Regions from separate parts of the Homo sapiens genome. Here region 1 is linked to region 2. A link is a contact called in ENCODE Hi-C data. All regions are on one chromosome and are shown on one strand. The core of a region is the stretch at or near the end of the contact, and the rest is flanking DNA. Distances in the headings are between cores, read along the strand shown.

Region 1 (3,426 bases), core at 927-3,426, 920 kb before region 2:
AAGACGGGGTTCCAGGGACGGTGCCACGTTAGAGATGGGGTTCCAGGGACAGTGCCACGTTGAAGACGGGGTTCCAGGGACGGTGCCACGTTGGAGATGGGGTTCCAGGGATGGTGCCACATTGGAGATGGGCAAGTCTGGGCTAAGGGAGGAGGGCCCAGGGTGGCCAGGGCAGGGCCCAGTGAGGTGCTGCTCTGAGGAGGTGGAGAGTGGGCGCTTGGGCAGGGGACACTTGGAGAGTAAGGATGAGGTCCATCTGGGTACCCTGGGTATAGGGAGTGTTGTTGAAAAAAAGCCAAACACTATAAAATATTTGAAGATATTTATTCTGAGCAAATGTGAGGACTATGACCTGTGAAACCACCTCAGCAGGTCCTGAGAATATGTGAGCAAGGTGGCTGGGTAACAGCTTGGCTTTATACTTTTTTTTAAAATTTTCAGGTCTTTTCTGTAGAGACAGGGTCTCACCATGTTGCCCAGGCTGATCTCAAGCTCTTCAGCTCAAGCAATGCTCCCACCTTGGCCTCCGAGTATGCTGGGATTATAGGCAACAGTCACCATGCCCGGCCTGGTTTTACGGATTTTACAGAGACAGATGTTACAGGCCAAAACCATAAATCAACATATGTAAGATATACATTGGTTCAGCCTAGAAACAGGGTTGGCAGGGGCAGCTTCCAGGTCATAGGGGATTCAAAGATTTCCTGATTGGCAAGTGGTTGAAAGAGTTATGTTTTGCCTAAAGAGTTAAAGTGGGATTACTCACGCCTGTAATCCCAGCACTTTGGAAGGCTGAGGCAGGCAGATCACCTGAGGTCAGGAGTTCGAGACCAGCCTGGCCAACATGGTGAAACACCATCTCTACTAAAAATACAAAACATATATACACATATACATGTATATATATATACACATATACATGTATATATATACACATATACATGTATATATATACACATATACATGTATATATATACACATATACATGTATATATATACACATATACATGTATATATATACACATATATACACATATACATGTATATATACACATATATACACATATACATATATGTATATACATATATAGTGTATATATATACGTATATATATGTGTATATATACACTATATATGTGTGTGTGTGTATATATATATATACATACGTGTGTGTATATATACATATTAGCCAGGCGTGGTAGCACGCGCCTGTAATCCCAGCTACTTAGGAGGCTGAGGCAGGAGAATCGCTTGAACCCAGGAGGTAGAGGTTGCAGTGAGCCGAGATCATGCCACTGCACTCCAGCCTGGGCCACAGAGCGAGATTCTGTCTCAAAAAAAAAAAAAAAAAAAAAAGAGTTGACGTGAGTGGACAAAAGGTGCCCGACCTCCTAAGGGAAGGAGCTTCTCTAGAAAACGCGAATTTCGCCCCCTCAAGAGACAGCTGTGCAGTGCCATATCAAAACATGTGAAAGGAATGTATTTTAGGGTGGAATACTTTGCCTGCCTTCGGGCCTGCTGTCTGCCACGTGAGGCTGTGCCAGTGTGAGGCTGGAATTTGGGATCTGGAGGCTAGAGCCATCGGTGAGGCCTGAGTCTCTAAGCACAGCGCCCAGAGGGAGAGGGCGGAGCGGGTCCGACCCCCTTTGCGGCAGGGCCTGAGCTGGTTTTCCAGGTTTCTCTGGAAGCCCTGTAGAGGAGCGGAGGGTCCATTCGGTGGGCTGGGGACTTTGAATTTAACCTTGGTTTGCAAGAGGCTTCCAGAGAGGATGTCTGGGAGCGTCTCGGAGGGGGACGAGGGGGCGCCGGGAGGAGCAGGTGCAGGAGCCCACGGCGCAGCGCCCCGCGCAGGCCTGGACGCGGGGACGGCCGCGGCGGCCGGGACAGGGGTCACCCCGCGGGGCCCTCCAGGGTGGGCCGCCCCACGACCCCAGGCCAGGCCGAAACGGGAATCCTCCAGACCCCAGAAGCTGGGCCGGGCTGACCCCGCGGGCGCGAGCGGCGGGAACTGTAGGCGCGGCAGGCGCACCACCACCCCGCCCCCCGCCCGGGCGCTGTGCGCGTGCGCCGAGGTTGCCCCGCCCAGGCCAGGCCCCGCTCCGCCCCGCCCCGCGCACGCCGGCCGCGCCCACGTGACCGGTCCGGGTGCAAACACGCGGGTCAGCTGATCCGGCCCAACTGCGGCGTCATCCCGGCTATAAGCGCACGGCCTCGGCGACCCTCTCCGACCCGGCCGCCGCCGCCATGCAGCCCTCCAGCCTTCTGCCGCTCGCCCTCTGCCTGCTGGCTGCACCCGCCTCCGCGCTCGTCAGGTGAAGCCTCAGGGGCCGGGGCTCAGGGACGGGCAGGGGTCGCGGCGCCGAGGTCCCGGGGCCTGTGGTGACTTTCGCGCTCCCCTGTGGCCCCCACGAGCCCCTTGCGCCCCCCGCGCTGGAATGCACCTGTGCCGCCCTGCGCGGCCTCCTGCACGGACCACCCGCCTACGGGGCGCCGGGCTCCGGAGGTGCAGGGGACCCGGGGCAGAGGCGCCAGATGCCTCTCCCCCATATGCCACCCTGGGTTGTACCTTGAGGACTGCAGACTGACCGCAGCCTCCCTGGAGACGGGGCGGGGCGGGGGGAGGTAGTGCTCATTCGGGGCAGGTGGAATTGGGGTCTGTACTGAGCGCCCTTGTTGCTGGAGACCTAGGTCAGGCCTCAGAGCCCCCGAGTCTGGGCGAGTCCATTTCCTTAGGGACCCCTTTACCACCTGTGAACTGGGGGCTTTAAAAGTTTGCTCCAGCGGCTCTTATCACAGGCCCTGGGCTGGGAGACCCCTCGAGACCCTAGGAGTTCCCATGTCCCTGAGAGAGGAGGAGGCATGGGGAGTGGGTCGGCTCACCCACCCCGGGCCTGGGGTTGTGCTGTAGTGAGGCCCACACGCTCCTCAGGCCGATCCCCTGTGCCAGGTGAGGCCACCGATTGGGCCTGGATGGGATGGGGCCCGGCCATGCCTGACCAGCTGGGCAGAGGAGGGCCATGCTGCAGTCTGCTTTCTTGACCCCCTCCCCAGCCCTTGCAAGGCAGCCCGCATTCCCAGGAGGGGTATGCTGACCCATCCCATTGGGCACCTGCCCCACCCTTGCTCTGGGCCTTTGTGGGAGACCTGGGATCTGCGATGGGTCCACTGCCTTTTGGCAGGTGGGTGAGGTCAGAAGGCTGCAGGGGCTGGAGCTGGCTGGGCCAGCTGGGTAGGACTGAGCCTCACCAAAGGCTGTGGGGAATGGCCCGGGGGCGGGTAGCCCCAATTAAAGTCGTTGTGGGGGAGTAGCCACAAGCCTGAGCCTGCCTTGACCTTGCCAGCCTATCCACAGGCCTCCCCTCTCCAAGGAGGACAGACACAGCAGAGGGGAAACGATCCTGGGGCTTCTTGGAGGGAAGGGTAGCTG
Region 2 (3,302 bases), core at 11-2,510:
AACCAGCCCAGAGCCCCCCATGGGTGCCGCTTTGCGGCCCACCCACCCCCACAGCCCACCTCGCACCTCCAAGGAGCCTTCTTTGCCTCTCACTGCACACCGACCCCCCATTTCCTCACCCCCACCCCAGGGGCACAGCAAGAAGGGTGCTGGTGCCAGCCCCCCCGCACTCCATCCGAGAGACACGGGCTCCTCGTCCCTCGTCGTCCGTAGGCCCTGAGCTCCAGGGCAAGCCAGAGCTGAGGCCTTCAGGGGGTCCTGCCAGTGCAGCCTCCGGGAGTCTGCCCAGGGATCCCCTGTGCCGGGGTCTTCCAGGTTCAGCTCAAAAAGCACCTCTTCCACGACTCCCTCCCCGACCTCCCTCCCGGGTCCCCTCTCCCCGTGCTCAGAGGCGCGTCTGAGCGTCGGGAGCTCGGGACGGCGAGCAGCCAGCAGAGCCGGGACCCGGGAGGGCGCACCCCGACCCCATTCCCGGGAAAGAGCGGAAAGAACGCGGACAGGAGCCCGGGGCGGGGAGCTGCCGGCGGGGGCTGTAATTGCGCAGCTGAGGCCAGGGCGGCGCCCCTAGGGGCTGGGCCGCGTCCAGAATGGGACCCCCGAACTCAGCGCCGAGAGCCCCGGACACCCCGCGGGCAGAGGCCGAGGCGGAGGAACCCACTACTCGGCGCGGCCAGGAGGGGCGGCAGGAAGACCCGCCCCGGCCCCCGCCCGCCCTCTCCCCGAGCCCCCGCGCCGGACCCCACTTGTTGCTGCGTGTCGGCTCTGGGCTCGAACTCGCGCGCCCCGCTCGCGTCCGGCTCCAGCCGCTCCCGGTCGGACACCTCCGGCCACGGGACCCTGGCCGCACGCCCCCACAACCCCCAGGCGCAGTACCTGCGCCGCCGCCTCCCGCTCGCGCCGCCCGCTCCCGCCGCGCAGCTGTCAGTCAAGCGGACACGAGAAACGCGAACCGCCGCCGCAGCTTTACGGCCCTGCTCAGACGCCGTAGCGCCGGGATGCACCAAGACGGTGGGCGGGGGTGTGCGGTCTGCTGCTGCCGCGGCCGCGCGGGCCCGGGAGCCCCGGGACGCACAGGCCCAGGAGCCCCGGGACGCACGGGAAGCCCCTATCGCGGCGGAAACTGCGGCCAGCGGTGGCGGGGCCGGTGGAGGGACGGCCGGAACAGCGGAGAACGAGCGGAGCCGATTCTCCCGCAACAGTGGACGCGCCCGGGGCGGGGCCTGGGGGGGTTCTTCGCGTGCGGCCGGGCCGGGCCGGGCAGTCTGGGACGCGCCGCCGCCATGATCATCCCTGTACGCTGCTTCACTTGTGGCAAGATCGTCGGCAACAAGTGGGAGGCTTACCTGGGGCTGCTGCAGGCCGAGTACACCGAGGGGTGAGGCGCGGGCCGGGGCTAGGGGCTGAGTCCGCCGTGGGGCGCGGGCCGGGGCTGGGGGCTGAGTCCGCCCTGGGGTGCGCGCCGGGGCGGGAGGCGCAGCGCTGCCTGAGGCCAGCGCCCCATGAGCAGCTTCAGGCCCGGCTTCTCCAGCCCCGCTCTGTGATCTGCTTTCGGGAGAACCTTATCCCCTGAAGTCTGGGGAAGAGAACGGAGTTGGGCTTCAAACCAGTGGTGTCCTGGGGATTCTAGGTGGCCTGGCGGGTCGCAGGCGTCTTGTCACCCGCAGTAAAGCCCTTGGCCTCCGCCCTATTCCCATCTCTGCCCCCAGGCCCACCCCATGTCCTGCAAACCTCGCTGCAGGACGGGCGGGCGCGGCGGCTGACATCTGTAATCCCAGCAGTTTGGGAGGCCGAGGCGAGAGGCTTGCTTGAGCCCAGGAGGTCGAGACCAGCCTGGACAACCTGGGGAGACCCTGATCTCCAGAAATTTATTTTATTTTATTTTTCTTTTTTGAGACGGAGTCTCGCTCCGTCGCCCAGGTTGGAGTGCAGTGGCGCGATCTCGGCTCACTGCAACCCCCGCCTCCTGGGCTCCAGCAATTCTCCTGTCTCAGCCTCCCGAGTAGCTGGGACTACAGGCGTGTGCCACCACGCCCGGCTAATTTTTGTATTTTCAGTAGAGATGGGATTTCGCCATGTTGGCCAGGCTGGTCTGGAACTCCTGACCTCAGGTGATCCACCCGCCTCGACCTCCCAAAGTGCTGAGGTTACAGGCGTGAGCCACCGCGCCTGGCTCTATCTTTTTAATTCGCCGGACATGGCGGTGCACACCTGTGGTCCCAGCTACTTGGGAGGCTGAGACGAGAAAATCGCTTGAGTCTGGGAGGCAGGTGGAGGTTGCAGTGAGCCAAGATCACGCCACTGCACTCCAGCCTGGAAGAGAGAGTGAAACTCCGTCTCACGCACACACACACACAGAAAAAGAAATGCAGGGTAGACTTGCTGACCACCCTCATCAGGCTTTGTAGGGGAGGCGTCTTTCTCCTGTGCTTGTCCCTTGGTGCTGCTGTCACCACGGTGCCTGAGTCTTGGTGCCCCCGCTGGAGTCTGACCCTCGCCCACTGAGTCTTCGTCACATGTGAAGCCCTGGGCTTGTGTGCGCCAGCCTGCCATCGGCACTTGGTGCAGCTTGCTGGACAAACGAGGAAAGCGAGTGGGCTGCTAGACTGAGTGGCTGGCGGCCTGTCCAGACCCTTTCCCCGGATAGGAACGGCAGGGGCCTCCCATGTGGCCTCCCCTTTCCCAAGCTTCTGTGTCTCTGCACATTGGAGCCATCGGTGTGGGAGTTTTCTGGAGGTCTTGAGGGTGACTGGAGCTAGGTCCCAGGGAAATGAAAGCTTCTAATTGGCTTGGGAAGTGGGAGAGGTGGCTCCGTGGAGAAGCAGTCTCTCTCTGATGGAAGGAAGCAGAGGTGAGGAAAGACCCCACAGCGGCAGAGCAGGGCTTGCTCTGGCTGGGGTGGGGGTGAACCAGCTAAGGGCAGGCCCCTGGAGAGCTACCCTGCCGTGGCCAGTGCTGGATGAGGTGGCTGCACATCAGCACCTTGGTGGTCTTGGTTTTCTAAGCTCCCCGCAATTACTTCGTTTTCATTTCATTTACATTTCTTACATACGTTATACACACACACGTACAGCCAGAGTAGGTGGGAGAGGAGGCTCCTCACGCTCCACCCAGGGTTCTGGGCATTTCCAGGTTACTCCAGCCAGGATCATACTGCTAGATCTCAGCTTCTGAGCCGGGTGAATCTGTTCGCCTTGCCGGTGGCGGGGGGGGTGAGGCCAGCAGGCAGTGAGAGGCAGGTTGGATGTGGGCTCCAGGCCTTTGCAGACCGTAGAGAACTCAGTTGGCCTCTGCTCCTCCCCTCG

What was found. A loop is a pair of places that touch in the nucleus more often than their neighbours do. Pooled maps may share reads with other maps.
Region 1: a map of ascending aorta shows a loop between it and region 2 (4-fold over the local background). The contact joins the promoter of CTSD here to the promoter of POLR2L in region 2. A Hi-C loop is called at or near these places in 1 of 168 maps with a recorded cell type or tissue (ascending aorta) and 11 of 50 pooled maps.

The regions. Positions count from the first base shown.
Region 1 is chr11:1,762,677-1,766,102 of GRCh38, reverse strand. CTSD (cathepsin D) reads left to right here and starts at 2,176. Exons shown (of 9, transcript NM_001909.5): 1 at 2,176-2,311. The coding sequence starts at 2,244. RefSeq lists silencers at 1,797-2,266, 2,517-2,606.
Region 2 is chr11:840,487-843,788 of GRCh38, reverse strand. POLR2L (RNA polymerase II, I and III subunit L) reads left to right here and starts at 1,260. Exons shown (of 2, transcript NM_021128.5): 1 at 1,260-1,375. The coding sequence starts at 1,281. It overlaps TSPAN4 (tetraspanin 4), which reads right to left and starts at 937. Exons shown (of 9, transcript NM_003271.5): 1 at 874-937. RefSeq lists silencers at 265-433, 419-648, 669-758, 869-1,498 and enhancers at 767-1,510, 1,511-2,256, 2,257-3,001.